Regions from separate parts of the Homo sapiens genome. Here region 1 is linked to region 2. The links are chromatin loops, found by intact Hi-C in ENCODE. Cell type or tissue: heart right ventricle. All regions are shown on one strand.

What was found. Peaks named below come from ENCODE experiments on the same cell type or tissue, not always from the same donor. Only the 100,000 strongest peaks of a DNase experiment are listed, where the experiment ranks them.
Region 1: a loop joins it to region 2, with 4 times the contacts of the local background. A loop is called at or near these places in 20 of 110 quality-filtered maps.

The regions. Positions count from the first base shown.
Region 1 is chr20:59,051,263-59,059,262 of GRCh38, reverse strand. No RefSeq gene overlaps it. Among named protein-coding and RNA genes, the nearest start is that of SLMO2-ATP5E, 12 kb to the right of the region's middle. In heart right ventricle, a CTCF peak has its summit at 3,790 (motif pointing left); no DNase peak of the experiment used is centred here; H3K27me3 peaks cover 775 bases.
Region 2 is chr20:59,219,452-59,227,451 of GRCh38, reverse strand. All of the region lies in intron 4 of ZNF831 (zinc finger protein 831), which reads right to left. Among named protein-coding and RNA genes, the nearest start is that of ZNF831, 60 kb to the right of the region's middle. RefSeq lists a silencer at 4,791-4,860. In heart right ventricle, CTCF peaks have their summits at 4,551 and 4,759 (motif pointing right); DNase peaks (open chromatin) are centred at 4,751, 5,111 and 5,898; H3K4me3 peaks cover 1,991 bases; H3K27ac peaks cover 2,033 bases; H3K27me3 peaks cover 3,116 bases.

The sequences.
Region 1 (8,000 bases), 170 kb after region 2:
TTTGTTCTGTTTAACATCTTCTGGGGATTTTAATTGAACTTGGGGAAAATTACCATCCTTAGAAAATGTGTTCCCTTGCAGGACACAGCATGTTTCTACCTTCCATCATGTCTTCCTTTGTACTTTTCAGTAAACTGTTCACTGTATTTCATGCATCTATTCCTTATTAAGCTTATTTCTAAGGATTTTCTACTCTTTCTTATTATAATTAATGAAATGTTAATGCGGATACACAGGGATACTATTGATTTCGAAGATTTGTTCTGTATCCAGCAACATTTAGCAGGTTTAGTTACATGTTTTATCACCTGAAAATGAATGTTTTGTCTTGCTGGGTCCATTACATATTCTTATTTCTTAATTTTTGATTTTATTTTATTGAATATACATCTCAAAACAATTTTAAATTAAGGCAGCACCTTAAAAATTTCATTTTGCTTTTAAAGAAATGTCTCTAAGGTTGTCCATTGGCTATAATGTTACTTGGTTTTTATTTATTTATTTATTTATTTATTTATTTTGAGACAGGGTCTCTTTCTGTCACCCAGGCTGGAGTGCAGTGGTGTAATCACAGCTCACTGCAGCCTTGACCTCCTGGGCTCAAGCGATTCTCCTGCCTCAGCCTCCTGAGTCCCAGACTGGGACTACAGGCGCACACCACCACACTCAGCTAATTTTTGTGTGTTTTGTAGAGACAGGTTTTTGCCATGTTGCCCAAGCTGGTCTCAAACTCTTGGGCTCAAGCAATCCTCCCGCCTTTTCCTACCAAAGTGCTGAGATTACAGGCATGAGCCATCATGCCCGGCCTTGATTTAAAAAAAAAAAAAATGGCCAGGCGCAGAGGTTTGTGCCTGTAATCCCAGCACTTTGGGAGGCCGAGGTGGGTGGATCACTGGAGGTCAGGAGTTCGAGACCAGCCTGGCCAGCATGGTAAAACCTAGTCTCTACTAAAAATACAACAATTAGCAGGGTGTGGTGGCAGGCATCTGTAATCCCAGCTACTCAGAGGGCTGAGTCAGGAGAATCACTTGAACCTGGGAGGTGGAGGTTGCAGTGAGCTGAGATCATGTCACTGCACTCCAGCCTGGGTAACAGAGGGAGACCCTGTCTCAAAAAACAAACAAACAAACAAAAACTATTAATATATTAAGAAAATATACCTCTAGCCTTTTTTTAAAAAATGTGTAGTTAGAATGTGTGCTGAATTTTGTCAAACTACTTGTCAACATCTATGGAAATGGCTATGTATGGATTTTCATTTAATTCTCTCATACCATATTACATTTTGTCATTGAACCATCCCTGCATTTCAGGGATACGTTTTACTTCATAATCCAATGTCTTTTTAATGGGTTTCATTTAAGATTTCCCCATCTGTTTTTATGACCTTGGCTAGTTGTTTGGGGTGCTTATCCTTATCGGTAGTATAATAAGTGTTTCTCTGTCAGGAATACTCATTGTAAAACAGTATTATTTATTTCTTTAAAATATTTTTGTAATTATCTGTCAGATTCAGAGCCCTCTTTCTTGAAATCTTAATAGTTCTTTGATGATTTTCTGAATGTATTCCTCTCTTATTAATGTATAAAGATTTTCTTCATCTCGCTTCAACTTTAGAAACTTCTATTTTTGTGTGAAATTACCCATTTCCTTGAGAGCTACAAATACAGTTGCAGAATTATCAACATTGATTTCTTATAATTTTTATGTCTATAGGGTTTCTGTTTCATTTCTAATTTCTACTTTTTATGTTTGGCTTTTTTTTGTTTTGTTTTTCTAAATTAGATTTATCACAGGTTTGTCTATTATCAAAGTTTCAAGGAATCAGCTCTTGCCTTAGTTTACTGTTTATTTTCTTGCCTTCCAATTTATAACTTTTTTATTCTTTTATTGTGTTCTTTTTTCCCTAAGATGTAATATTGAATAATAAATTTACTTTTTCTTTTTCATATTAACAATAAAAATATTTAAAGCTGTCATTAACTTGTTCTCTAAGCATTGACTTTTATAGATCTTGAAATGTAGTATATTGTTATTATTTCCTAAATTGTCTTTATTGAATTCTTTGTTTTCCCATTATCCCAGTTGTTCTTTGAGGGACTACTTTAAAATATTGCAGTAATTTTCAATTTTGTTTGTTTATTCTTAAGGCATTTACTTTCAAATTTTGGTTGTATTTTGGTCACAGTACAGCCTGTAAAACTTCTGGTGATATTTATTCATTTGATCTTATGTAAACTAGCAAGTGATAAGAGTAATAAGTGTTCTCTGAATACTTATAAGGAGAGTATATCAAACTTACAGACTGCAGGATTTTATTTACTTTACCTGTTGTGGTCTTGATTACAAGAAATTTAATGCTGCTCCGTAACTAAATTTTTGTTAGCTTCTACTTGAAGTTCTTCTATCCCTCACTTTTTGTGTTTTGTTGCCATGTTATTTGGTGCATATAAATTCACAATTATTATGTGTTAAGTATGTACTGTATTTATCTTTGTATAACCACCCATTTATTTCACATAATATGTTTTAATTATTTGATAAAATATGATATTATTTGATAAAATAAGATATTATTTGATAATATACAAAAGCTTTTGCTTTCTCATATTTATTATCATTGCTCTATCTTTGTATAAACTTTTAATTTTAGGTTATCTGTGTGACTTTTTATAAGTATGTTATTCAGAGAAAGTGCAACGTTGAAATATCTTTTAGGAGTTCTTTTGAGCATCTGTGCCTTTTAATAGGTCTTCCACATGGTGCTTTTTTTTTAAATTTTAGTTTCATAATTTTTTCTTCTACAAAAGTTTTTAAACTTTTGATTGCATATGATTCACTTTAGTAATCATTTTCATTGCTAATATTTTCCTTTGTTTTAAGCCACTTTATAAGCATTTTTAAGGAACGGAAAGGGAGAAGATCATTGGTACACCCTGTATCATCATTTCAAAAGAGCATAGCATCATCTAATGAAATGTAGGCACCTCTCAGTTTCCAAACTCTACTCTACCACAAATGGCTCTTTTCCTATTCAGATGGTGCTTTCTTTAATTCTATAGTTTTAATTTTCTCTCAGGAAATGCTAATTCTCATTTCATATGTTTTGATACCAGGGCTTATTATTCTGGCGCAATATTTTTAGCTATATTCTTCAAATGTTAACTATGCCAATCAGGTTCCTCTTTGTTTCAAAAATACCATATACAAACCTAATTTTATTTCCCCCTCAATTTCTCTACACAACACCACAGCTCTCTGTACTCTTTAAAATTTCAATAAACTGTGGTATTTTATTAATTCTATTTTATAAAGAGAACTTTGAGAAAATAAAGTTCCAAAAGTGAACTCCTTTTTAATGAGCACTTTATGAAATATGCTTTATCTAAAGGTCACTATTACTCTTCTTTTAATTATACAATTTGTGTCCCCATGGACTATTAAATATCACCTCCATTTTTTACTAGTACTAATACTTTCTCAACTATTGTGATAAAAAATGTGTCATGAATAAATAAGCACAATTTAAACTCTTCTCCATACAGCAATTTCTCAAAAATGTCACACTTACTTGTAACAATTTAATAAACAGCAACATTAAATTAACTCTTATTAAAATCCAGTTTTATAACTGGTGGTATGTGCAGCAATGAGAAATTTCTTAATGTGGGGGATAGAGAGTGGTGAGATGGGCAAAAAAGGGACAAATAGTAAGCAGGACGAAGGACCGTAAGATTAACAAATAAGTGCTATTCTTTATTAGTATCAGAATTTTCAGCATTGGTGCACCCCCTACTGACTGAAGTCCACATAAGGCTGTTTTAAAGTATCATTTAATGCCTGTCATAAATCAACCAAGTTACTTAAGGAGAGTCGTTATTAATTTTCTTCCTAAGTAACTTTTCTGGATCTAGCTGGGCGCGGTGGCTCAAGCCTGTAATCCCAGCACTTCGGGAGGCCGAGGCGGGCGGATCACGAGGTCAGGAGACTGAGACCATCCTGGCTAACACGGTGAAACCCCGTCTCTACTAAAAATACAAAAAATTAGCCGGGCGTGGTGGCGGGCGCCTGTAGTCCCAGCTACTCGGGAGGCTGAGGCAGGAGAATGGCGTGAACCCGGGAGGCAGAGATTGCAGTGAGCCGAGATGGCGCCACTGCACTCCAGCCTGGGCGACAGAGCGAGACTCTGTCTCAAAAAAAAAAAAAAAAAGAAAAAGAAAAAACTTGCTGAATCTTTACTAGCTATAGAGGAAAACCATAACCTAACAACACAGAACTCAAAGCCGCTCAACACTGAAAGAAATCTCTTGATTATTGAGCAGACATTTGTTAAGCACCTATTAGGAACTTGGAAGGATATAAAGATAACCAACCCAGAGTCCTTACATCTTAAATTCTCATGCAGGAGATAGACCGCTACACAAGCCTCTGACCCTCACCTCTTCTTACCCCTTCTATCTGCCCCTCACCTGGCCTTCCAGAGCACACTACAGTTTCCAAATCAAACTTGCAATGTACTTTCATGTACCCTTCCTATCACCCTCGCTGTTCTTTCTCCCTAGAATTCTCCCACTTCTTCTCCCTCCCCTTAAAACACAAATTCTGTTTCTTCATGATCCAACTAGTGAATCTTTTTCTGAACACTTAAGGTTTTTCCAGCTTTATATTATTACAAACAATTCTGTGACTTAGATCTTGGTCCAAATTTCTGAATTTCCTTAAATTCCTGCATTGAGAATCACAAGGACAAACAGGAATGTTTAAGACTCTTCATAGATATTGCTAAATTGTTCTCCAGAAAGACTGTACCAACTGATACTTTCAATAGAAGTGTATGAAAGTACCTACCTCACTTCATATTCACCAACTTTGAATAAGAGCTATATTTCGATTTGCTAAGTTGATAGGCCAAAAATGGTATATGGTTTTAATGGGCATTTATTTGATCACCAAAGCAGTGGAACATTTTTTCACATTAATCACTTGCATTTTTTCTACCAATTGTCTGTTCATGGTATTTTCATTTTCTAAAGGGTTTTAGTGGGTTTCTAATGGTTATATGAGGATATATATATATATATATATTTTTTTTAATTTAGACGGAGTCTCATTCTATTGCCCAGGCTGGAGTGCAATGGCATGATCTCGGTTCACTGCAACCTCTGCCTCCCAGGTTTGAGCAATTCCCTTGCCTCAGTCTCCCAAGTAGGTGGGATTACAGGCTCATGCTACTACGCTGGCTGATTTTTTTATTTTAGTAGAGACGGGGTTTCACCATGTTAGTCAGGCTCATCTCGAACTCCTGACTTCAAGTGATCTACCCACCTTGGCCTCCCAAAGTGCTGGGATTACAGGCGTGAGCCACGGCACCCAGCCTATATTTTAAGAAAATTAACTCTTAATCCATTACATTTGTGGTAAATATTTTCATACTATATTTTCCTTTTAATGTTTTTGATGTTTTCTATATTTGTGACTCTGTCCCACTTAGGCAATTGAAGCTGTATGAATAACTAGATTTTTAGTATTTCTCTCTTTAGGTAATCTCTGATTGATTTAGATATATAGCCTGAGATAATCCTACTTTCTGTCTTTTCCAAATACTTAACTGGCTGTTTCAGCACCATTTATTTACTAATCTATCCTTTCCCCTTGGATTTGAAATGCCCATTTAAAATACATGCTAAAATGTCATATATGTTAAGGTTGATTTTAAGGGTATCCATTTCTTTCTACCCATTTTTGCTCAGTTTCGCACTACTTTAGCTACTATAGCTACCTAATATGTTGTAATATCTGGTAGATTGAATTCCTCCCTTTACCTTTTCAAAACTTTCCTGGCCACCCTCACCTGTTTGTTCTTCCAAAGAAACATTAGGATCACTCTGTCAGGTTCCAAAACTGTCCTACTGAGATTTCAACTGGAATTTCATTCAACTAATTTAGGGAGAATTGACAGTATCAAAACACTGAATCTCCCTGCCCAGAAGCATGGTATATCATCTTTTATTCAGGTTTCCTGTTACGTTCTTCAGAGAAAATTTATGATTCTCTTCATTTAGATCCTATACATCTCTTGTTAAGATTTCTTGCTAGATATTTCATATTTTTAGGTCCTTTTCTTTTCTTTTTTGAGAAAGTCTCGCTCTGTTGCCTAGGCTGGACTGCAATGATACAATCTCGGCTCACTGCAACCTCCGCCTCCTGGGTTCAGGCGATTCTCCTGCCTCAGCCTCCCAAGTAGCTGGGATTACAGGCACGCACCACCATGCCCGGCTAATTTTTGTATTTTTAGTAGAGATGGGGTTTCAGCATGTTAGCCAGGCAGGTCTCGAATGCCTGACCTCAAGTGATCCACCCACCTTAGCCTCCCAAAGTGCTGGGATTACAGGCGTGAGCCACTGCACTTGGCCTTGAGTTATTTTTGATAGGGTTTTTCTATTATTGTTTATACATGATCACTGCTGGTTTGAAAGAAAGGTGCTGATTTTTGCATTTTTCAGTTAAGTTTGATTAACATTTTAGATTTTGATATTAATTTTTCCAATAAATCACAATTACCCAAGGTAGAATTTTGATAAATATACAACCAATGCTATGTGCTGATTTATCTTGTTAAAAATGTAAATACCTGAATGTATTTTTGCTGAAGGTACCAGTTGGCTGATGTAAGTGACTAAAGCTGTTTGAGGACTAAAGCTTATATGGAATTATATTCAATACCATTTGAAGAAATGAGAAACCGTTGAAACTCCTTCTTAAGGTAGGCTTTTTCTACGTTGTTACTCTGAGTGAATAGACAAGTCAGCAAAGGAAAAAGACTAGAGATGTAGATTATGGTCTTAACTCAATGGATTCCAAAGATTGTCAACATATGGGTTCTAGTGCCTCTGTTTCCCCATCTGGTAGGTGTCTGAGTGTTTGAAAAAAAGGTCTAGGTGAATTTAAGATTCCTTTATGATCTATCAGCCTGCAAGTACTCAGAAACATTCTCATCATTGTTTAACATCACACACAATCCATAAAAGAGGGTGTTTCCTGTTCGAGTTTCTGCCTCACTTTGCAGTCCCTCCTCTTAAGAAAATGTCTTACTTTCTTCTCTTCCCCAGTGGTTTCAGTGCATGCATTTGGCAAATATTTCTGTGATGAAAAATGGAAGTGGAAGGCGCAGGGTGGATTTTGGTACATTTTGACATTAAACAAACTTGCAGCACACAAGTAAAGCTATACGTAAGGGCTGGCTGGTTACTTTCTAATCAATCATTTGGGCACTTTTTCTGATAGGGCCATGCACTGATTTACTAAGGACATATGGCTCAGCATTTTTTTCCTCAGCCTAAGGCCCAAGCAAACAGCTGTTCTCTCAAATGAAGGCAGTTTGGGCTGCGGGCACCTGTCTCCCTCCAGACCTGCTCTGCACAGCCAGCTGGGGAACAACTGCTGCTTCTAGGTGCCCTGGTCTCCCTAGACGTGGCTTTGGGACCCAGAGAGCTGGCAGCGGCACTGCCCAGATTTGGGCACCTGCTGATTCTCTCCCCGTACCCTTGTGTTCTTACTGGATTGGGACCTTCATGTTATGCCTTGCAAGTTCCAAATTCTGGTAAATGTCAGGGCTCATAAACTGTACACACTATATATTGTTGACCCCTTGATGATAAATAAGGCATGGGTTACCTAACACCAGGACTTGGCTTGCTTTCTGTTGATGCCTTTATTCACCCAACAGATGCTTACTGAGCCGTTACTATGTGCCTGGTATTGCGGATATACCTGTGAATGAGACAGACCATCTCTCTGCCTCTTTCTGTCCATGTGCTCTTTCTTACCAGAACTGAAAACATCACAACCCTAGATGCTTGCAGTCCCTTCGATCCTGCTGGGTTTGCCTCATAGTCTAGAATGCTTCAGTTTACTTTACACTTGGTGGGAAAAAACCTTTCGGAAAATTTTTGACATCATTTTGGAGCATCTAAACATGAAGAGGACTGCCTTTCCTCGGA
Region 2 (8,000 bases):
CAAATGTTACATCTGAGTCAAGCAAGTGGAGTTGGTCCCATTTCAATCCCTCTAATGAGATCTCAGAGCACCTATGACACTAAGGAGCAGATATGTCTCAGTGTAAGAGATTTTTCCTCCAAAATTTATCTCAGAAAATAGTTCCCTTAAAAATCAAATTCATACAAAGGCTCCCATTTTACAGAGAACTCTCTCAATTACTTCATTTTGAATTACATAATACTGTTTGGGAAGATACATTAGCCTGAAATGACGCCATTCAGTGCTGGTCTGGGTCACTTATAGACATCATCTGAGAAAATTGGTTTAGAAAAAGGTGACGGAAGGGGAACCTTTAACACAAATTTAGTCATTATTCTTGAGCATTTGGGATACAATTATAAGCGAGCACTGGATGCTATTGTAAACAAGTCTCTTAAAGACTGATTTAAAAAGTAAAAGAGAACATGTTTATTTGCTGGAAATTGCAAATAGGCACCTACGGGAGAAATGAAAGTGACTGTCCTAATGTCAGGTGAATGGGTGCTTATGGCTATGGATAGATTTCTATTATGACATTGTACTTGGATTCTAAAAGGACTAAATCTCAAAGAGCTGGGATGAAAGTGAAATGCTACGCTCTGAAAACTCCATTAGATGACTCAAACAAGTGGCTCTGGTGATGATGACAAAGACATTATCAAAGATGCATGCTACAAGTTCAGCTAGAATTGCTTTGCAAAATGTGAGCAGAAAACATAATGTCCCCAAACTAAGATTTTATGTAACACATGATTTAAAGGGACAGAGGCAACTAGATTAATAAACTACAGTAGAAATTTGCCTTTTTCTTCTACATCTTTATATATTTCGGGTTGGCCCCAAAATTTTCAGTCTTTGTGTTGAGAAAATAGGTGATAGCCTTATATCGGGCATGAACGAGAAAGAGCTGCATTTCATGATTTACATATAACTTGGGCTCTTGTGAAAGTGCTTTATTAAAGGGGTACTCTCAAGAAAAATGTGGAGGGAATAAGGGAAGCAGGGAGGGGTAAGAAAAAGATGGGAATGGGTGGAGGCCTGGCCTGGTGGAGAGGGGTTCTAGACAGGACACCAACAGCATCCACTACCAACATCACTTGTAGCACAAAACATGGAGAAGGCAGCTTGCTGGCCAAGCAACTCACTGAGCACCTCTACCCATTAGGAAGCAGGTCAGGTTGTGATCGACATCTGTGCTGTGTGTTCAGCAGCCATGCCCCACCTCAGTTCTCCTTTAGAGAACATCCCTCCTCAATATAAGCTGGGTGACTTATGACCACTCCTTTTCATCTCTTGGAGTGAGCATATTCCACCCACCTGGCCAAGTAGAAGGTTCGGGGCCAGGCATAAGACCCACACTGATGATGGGATTTTGAACAGAAAGTAGGTATAATATAAGCCAGGGCCATGAGGCCACCATGTGCCTAGGGATGAAGGCAACCCAAAGGAACGTCTACTCTGATTTGAAGAGGGATCAACAGAGACCTGGTCACATTGTTTACATCCCTGGATCCAGCTGGAGCTACCCTGGGCTCTTTCATCACATGAGCAAACAAATTCCCTTTTGTGCTTAAACCTTTTTGAGCTGGGTTTTAGTCTCTTTCTACCAAGAATGGTAACCCACACCATTCTCCTAACTCTTACAGACATTGCACGATTTCCCTGATGCCCCAGAGAATGAGATGGGTGAACTCCATGGAGGCCTGCTGGCCCCCACCACCCTCCTAACCATAATAAAGGTTGACTAAAGTTTACCTCACGTCATCTAATGACAGACTTAAAATTCAGAGTTTGATCGTCTGCTCCTGTCCCCTGGAAAACCATCTAATGTGTCTGCATATGAGCCACAGATCATGACTCTGATGAAAGAAGCCAGTCTTTTCTATAAAGAGGCATTTCCAACAGACGTTGATTAATCTAGTTTCTCATCCTTCTAAGCAAAATAATAGAGAAATCATCATTTTCTGCCTTATCAAACTACACAGATGACTGCTTGGTGACTCCACAAATTTATTGAGTAGTGAAACTGGAAGCAAAGAAGAAATATGCCCTGCGTCCTCAGAAGCACTGAAAGACTTGAGCTGTCAGGACCAAAGCAAGTCTTGCTAAACCAGCCGTGGAAAATCCAAGGCGAGATTGGGAAAGGTAAACACAAAACCTAACAAAATAAAAAAGAACAACTTCTTCTTCAAGGAGACTTCCAGAGTAAACCACGTTAAGTGGGTTTTCTTAGCTTTAATGCAGAGTTACTTAAAATTGACCAAAAAATGTTCCCCATTTCTTAAGTTAAAAAAAATATACATGCATTGAACCTATAATGGAATATTACTTAAATGAATCCAGATTAATTGAAATTAAACACAATGGAACACAACAGATATAGACTAATGAAAAGACTAATAAAGAGCTTTTCCCCCACCAGTTAAAAGCATGCAGTATTCTACTCTACAGAATGAAAAAGGAAAAAAAAAAATCACAAAATTTAAAAACCCTACAAATCCAGGAAGCAATTTTTAAAAATATTGTTTTCATATTAAAACATACAAAACCAATTACTTTTCAACCATTCATGCAGGGACTTTTAAAAATCAATAACATATTTAATTTGTTTGGACAAAGATGAATGAGAATACATGTCTTTGGTTCTCAGTATTCTCTCTGGGCTGCCCTTTTGGAATCACTGTAGCAAGTAATTCCTGTTGTTGCTTTCTCGATTAGATTGAACGACTATTAAACCTTCTCTGTTCAACTGTAAAACCTCAACATTTTAAGAAACAATCGAAAGTCAGAGGAATGTGCCTGATTTGCCTCTCAAGAAACAATGTCTAATGCCTAGCAGTTGCCCAGCAAACAGCTACTGAATGCATGGATGCTTGAAGGAGTGAAGCTAGCAGGGCTGGATGAAGTGCAAAGAACAGTCGGATTCGTCAAGGCAATGGGGCAATTAGAGTATATCAGATGATCAGGGCATCAGGGTAAGCCATCAGGAGGGAACAAAAGAAGGCTGGGATGGGACGAGGCAGAAGAGGCGCCCCCCCACCCAGTGCTCTTCTGCCCTAGGGTGCAGGAGAGTGTTGGCCTCCTGGAATACATGAGAAGTCAGCTTGGAAGAGGATGCTACCAAACCACGGATGAGAAGCCCATGGGCACCTCAAAGCACCCAGGCGGCGAGGTACCTGGGCTGGTGAGAAGCCGGGCGTGCAGAGCACGCACTTGTTGGGAGGGGAAGCAGGTCTCCAGGAACAAGAGGAAGTCCCCCCACCCGCCACGCACCATCACATTTCCAAGGTGGCTTCTGAAGGCCTCCTGGTGCGAGGGTACTCAAAGTGGGTGCCCTGCTATATTCTCCCAGGGGGAACGGAAAAGAAGGACGTGTTTCCCCGTAATCCATCCACCCCCAAAAGAGCGCTGGCCACACCGGTTTCAGTGTTTGGCTCCAGTGGCCTGGATGTGGGGGTGGTGGATGACAGGGAGAGATGACTCCTTCCTTCCTCCCTCCTGTCCCGTGGCCTCCTGGCAGCCTTTGAAGTAAAGGTCTCAAACTAGCTGACTGTATTTGGGCCCAGATGGGGTATGTGTGCAAGTGCACGTCCGTGCGTGTATGTGTGTTTAAATTAGCACCCTGTAAAAATTGAGAGATTTTATTTAACGTGAAATCTGGGTTCTGCCTTCCCCGTAGAGCTAGATGAATACCAGCCAGCTGGCCTCACCACACAACAGCCAAGGTTATATGATTCAAAGCACTCTTTCAAATTCTAGATATATTTTGTGTAGTGTTACTATCACCCCCATTTTACAGATGGGGAAACCGAGGCACAGAAGAGCTGAGACACGTCCCTAGGATGACATGACTACAGGTGGTGAAACTCGGCAGCGAGCCCGAGTGCTTTCCTCCGAGGCCCGTTCCCGTAGCCGCTGGAGCACCGCTGCCTCTGCTGGGAGGCTGCTGCCGGCTCGTTCCTCCTGCATCTCTCTGTTAAAACGTTTGCTTATTAACATTTTTCCATGTGCTTTTAAAAAACATGGCTAGTTCTGAAAGAGAACCAGTGTGTCTGCAAGCTGGAGAGGAAGGAACCATCGCACACACTTGGCAAGCGAAGGGTCCGGGAGTCCTGGTCACCGTGCAGCGATTGGGAGCCTGCATTTTGCGGCAGAATCCTGGATTCTGCTTTACATCCCTGCGGACAGAGAGCACCCAATAGAGCCTTCGGCACCTCGTTTTGTCCTTTTTCTTCTTTCACCCCCATCTCTCACCCTGGTCCTGGGAAACTGAAATAATGTCCCCCCTCTGACCTCCTCCAAGGCCCCCTTCCTGCCTCCTCCTGTTATCAGCTGGGGCTCCTGCCTCCCCTCTTCGTGAACATTCTTACTCTTGCATTTCTGGGTGGCGTTTATGTGAGGGCAGTGAAACATCATCCACAGGCTGGGGTCGTCTGGTGCGGGGGCCGTGACGACAGTCGCTTGCTCAGCGGGGGGTCCCAGCCGATTTGCAGAAGCCAAGGAACTAGGATCAAAACCCTGCTCTCCCTTCCTTCGGCTTCAGCCTGCTCCCTTGGTTCTACCACGGAAACCCCTACGAACATAAAATAAATTTGTACCGCCAGGTCCCTGGTGTTCAGAGCAGGTGCCCCTGATTGCACGAGTCTGGGGTCCGCCCGCCTCCCTCCCAGACCGGACTCCAGGCCGTGCTGCGCCGCGGAGCGAGGAGGGAGCCGGGCTTCGGCGGTGCCCGCGATGGGCGCTAGGGGGCCCCCGCGGAGCTTGGAAGGCGGCTTTGCTGTAAATCCCAGCCCTCTGCGCTTTCTTCCGGGTAATAAATTCACAAGGCTTGTTTTTTAACCCCCACCAGAGGTTAAAATAGTTTCATAAAAAGTTTTGGTAAATTCATGGGTAACTTTTGAGGTTATGTGAGGTTGTTGTCACACAAAAAAAAAAAAAGAGAGAGAGAAAAACAGAGCCTTTCTTCTCTGCTCCTGCAAGATTGAGGCTTGGCGCCGGCGGGGGCGGAGGGGGCCCGGGCTTTGTGTTCTTCCAGAAGCATCCACGTGGCTAGGCGGCTCTCCAGGCCCCCGGGCGCCCACCCACCAGGGTAGGGGGGTCTCGGGAGCGCCCAGCCAGGGGTCCGCACCCACCCCGCCGCCCGCCCGGGCACCCTGCAGCCTTCCCGAGGCTTCGCTGAGCTCGACCCCCAGCCCAGCTCAGCCCAGCCCGTGGGGCGAGTGGGGTTCGGGGCTCTGCGTTGATCGCTTCCTGCCATGCCCGTGGGAATAAAGCAAAAGTTACAGCCCCTGAGTAGGGGTTAAAAAGAACTTTATCAGATTGATAAGCTGGGAGACAGGAGGAGGCAGAAAGAAAACAGCGCAGTTAAGGGAGGGGGCGTCGCACATTAACTATGATTCAGACTCCAATGCACTGAGTTCATTTTTCAATCTGCCTTTAGGTAGGGGAAAAAAAATAAGGAAATTATGGAAAATTGAGAAATAAACATCTCTGAGAGTGCTTTGCACCCGGGGGTGCTTAACGAACACTTAATAATTTCAAACGCTAGTACTTAGAAAAATGGCTTTTGTCCGTTCCCGGCACGCCAGGTGCCTCCTAGCAAAACCGGAAAGCTGAAAATGACTGAAAATGATCGCTAATGTCTATGTGGAGGGTGGTACAAAAATCACTTGTTCATGTCCTTTGGAAGTTAAGGAAATAAGCAAGCCAAAATTTTAAGAGTTTTAGCAAGGGAAAAACCTTGGAACTGAGCTTGCATTTCTTTTCCTCAACGTATGAACTTGGGCAAGACTCCTAATTAGGACAGGGCTGGCCACACATCACCTCCTGACCCCACGGGGCCATACTGAAAATTAGATGAGGAAAAACATTTGGAGGAAACTCTCAAAATGCTACTGCAGGAAGCAATGGTTGTTTTTGGAGCAGATTCCCCATGCTCCCTGCCAGCAGCCAGCAGTGGGGTGAGGGCCAGTGTGAACTATTTACCTAGAGGACGATGGGGTCCCTACAAGAGCACAGTATTGCCAGGGAGGCCTCTGGGACGAGTTGGAGCTTGGAGGATTATTCCAGTTTCGTCATTTTCTCAACCTGGAGGGCAAGTCTCACCCCGGCAGGAAGAGCACCATAGGCATGCATGTAGCACAAACTCAAGGGCCCAGAATGTACTCCCGAATCCCTACGAGCTCCCTGCTGGGGAAAGTATGGACCTGCACCATTCACTGCCTCCCTCCTTTGGCTTGAAGACGTCTTGTCCAGACCTGGGGGGAAAATTCAGTGTATGCTCACCCCTGCCACCTCCCAGCCATGATAACCACACACTGTAAAGTCCTTTGTAGTTCACACAGCACTTTCACAGTCACTGTCTCATGTAACTTGAGCCTCTCCTCAATCTCAAGGGCAAATGAGTCAGGTATTCCTGGACAGGCTTCATGGGGTTCTTGGGCACCAGATTAAATGAATTATGGACTCAGAAACTCCAGCCCCATTCTACAGATGAGGACCTGAGACAATGAGAAGGAACAAATTTTGCCCAAAGAACTAGTAAAAGTCAAGACTCAAACCAATTCCTCTAAATCCAGAAAGCAAAATTATTTATCCTGTACCAGCCTTGGCCTCAAAGGAGGCTGAGAGAGAAAGGGAAACGTTAGGCTTTCCAAGGTTAATGGAGTAAGGTGGTTGAGGAGACTTTGGAGTGTCTGGCATCAGAAGGAGCAGATTCTTCTTTAAAAAAAACAATAAAAACAGAATTGTGTTCTCAAATTCTAGCTAGATGTTGAGACCTAACCTCTTTCTCTCTGATTAAAAGGGAGGTTAGGAAGGGGTTTAGGCAAGTGTTAAAGATGGAATCAAAACAAGACTTTCTCCATGGCATGATCAAGAGGCTGGAGAGGGAGTTGAGAGGAGAATCACCTTCCCATTATGAGTCAGTGTCACTGAAGGTTTCTCTCTGTAGCCCCTAAAGTTACTTCTCCCCTAGGTTCCACTCACACCTTAGTTAGAATTAATCCTACAGGCTCATCTGCCTCCAAACCAAAAGGGCCTGGCCCCTTGTGAAGACCAGGCAGCAGGTGGGTGTCGGGGAAACAGACCCCGCAAGGCGCACCTGGTGCCTCCGTGATTTTGTTGAGAGTGAGTCTTGCCTTTTGTGTCCCATTTGTAGCCTGTTGAGTTCCATCCCTGAGATCCTCATTTTTCTTCCTGCCTCATCCACTGATTCTATTTGGCTACTGGTTCCAGCACGTTGCATAGGAAAATTCCAGAACAAAACTCAGGATTCATTTGTGGCCCTCTGCTGAGAAGGGGGTCTTCCAACTCAAATATGAGAACGGTTTTCAGAAAGTCTTTCAAAAGCAGAACCGTCCCCATTTCAGGTGTGGGATTGAAGGTATGAGAGTTTCTCTCCCTCCCTCTCCTCTTTTCTCTCTCTCAACTTTTAACATAAACACATATTTATCTTTAAAATGCCCATATTTCAACCTTCTCCTTCAATGACTATATCGTCCTACCCACCCACCTGCCCACTGAACCCATCATTAGTGCACTACCTATTGTTGCCTTCCCACCTTCTGTCGGCACAGACATCAGAATTCTAATCATGGCACTCCGTTTCTACAGGAATCTATTAGTGATTGCTAAGGGAAACACTTAGCATTTTAGATAAATAAGTACATAGTAGTTAAGTGCTCCATTCCCAGCAGTTTAGAGTATATGGCAAAAATTCTTTATGATCGAGGGATGAAAGAAGGCATGATAAAGAGTGACGGCCTTCGGTTCTCCCACATGCCCTGCTGACATTCCTTTCTGCAGTGGGGGGCCGAATGGAGAAGCCTTTGGGGTGAGCGTCGGAAGCATGCCCCACCCCCTGCTATGCTCCTGTTTATGCTAGCACACTCTCCCCTCTCCGCTCCAGCAGGCCTTGTCAGGATCCCTCATTTGGAAGCTTAATCATATCAGCGAGCTCACCGCACTGCATTTGTAAT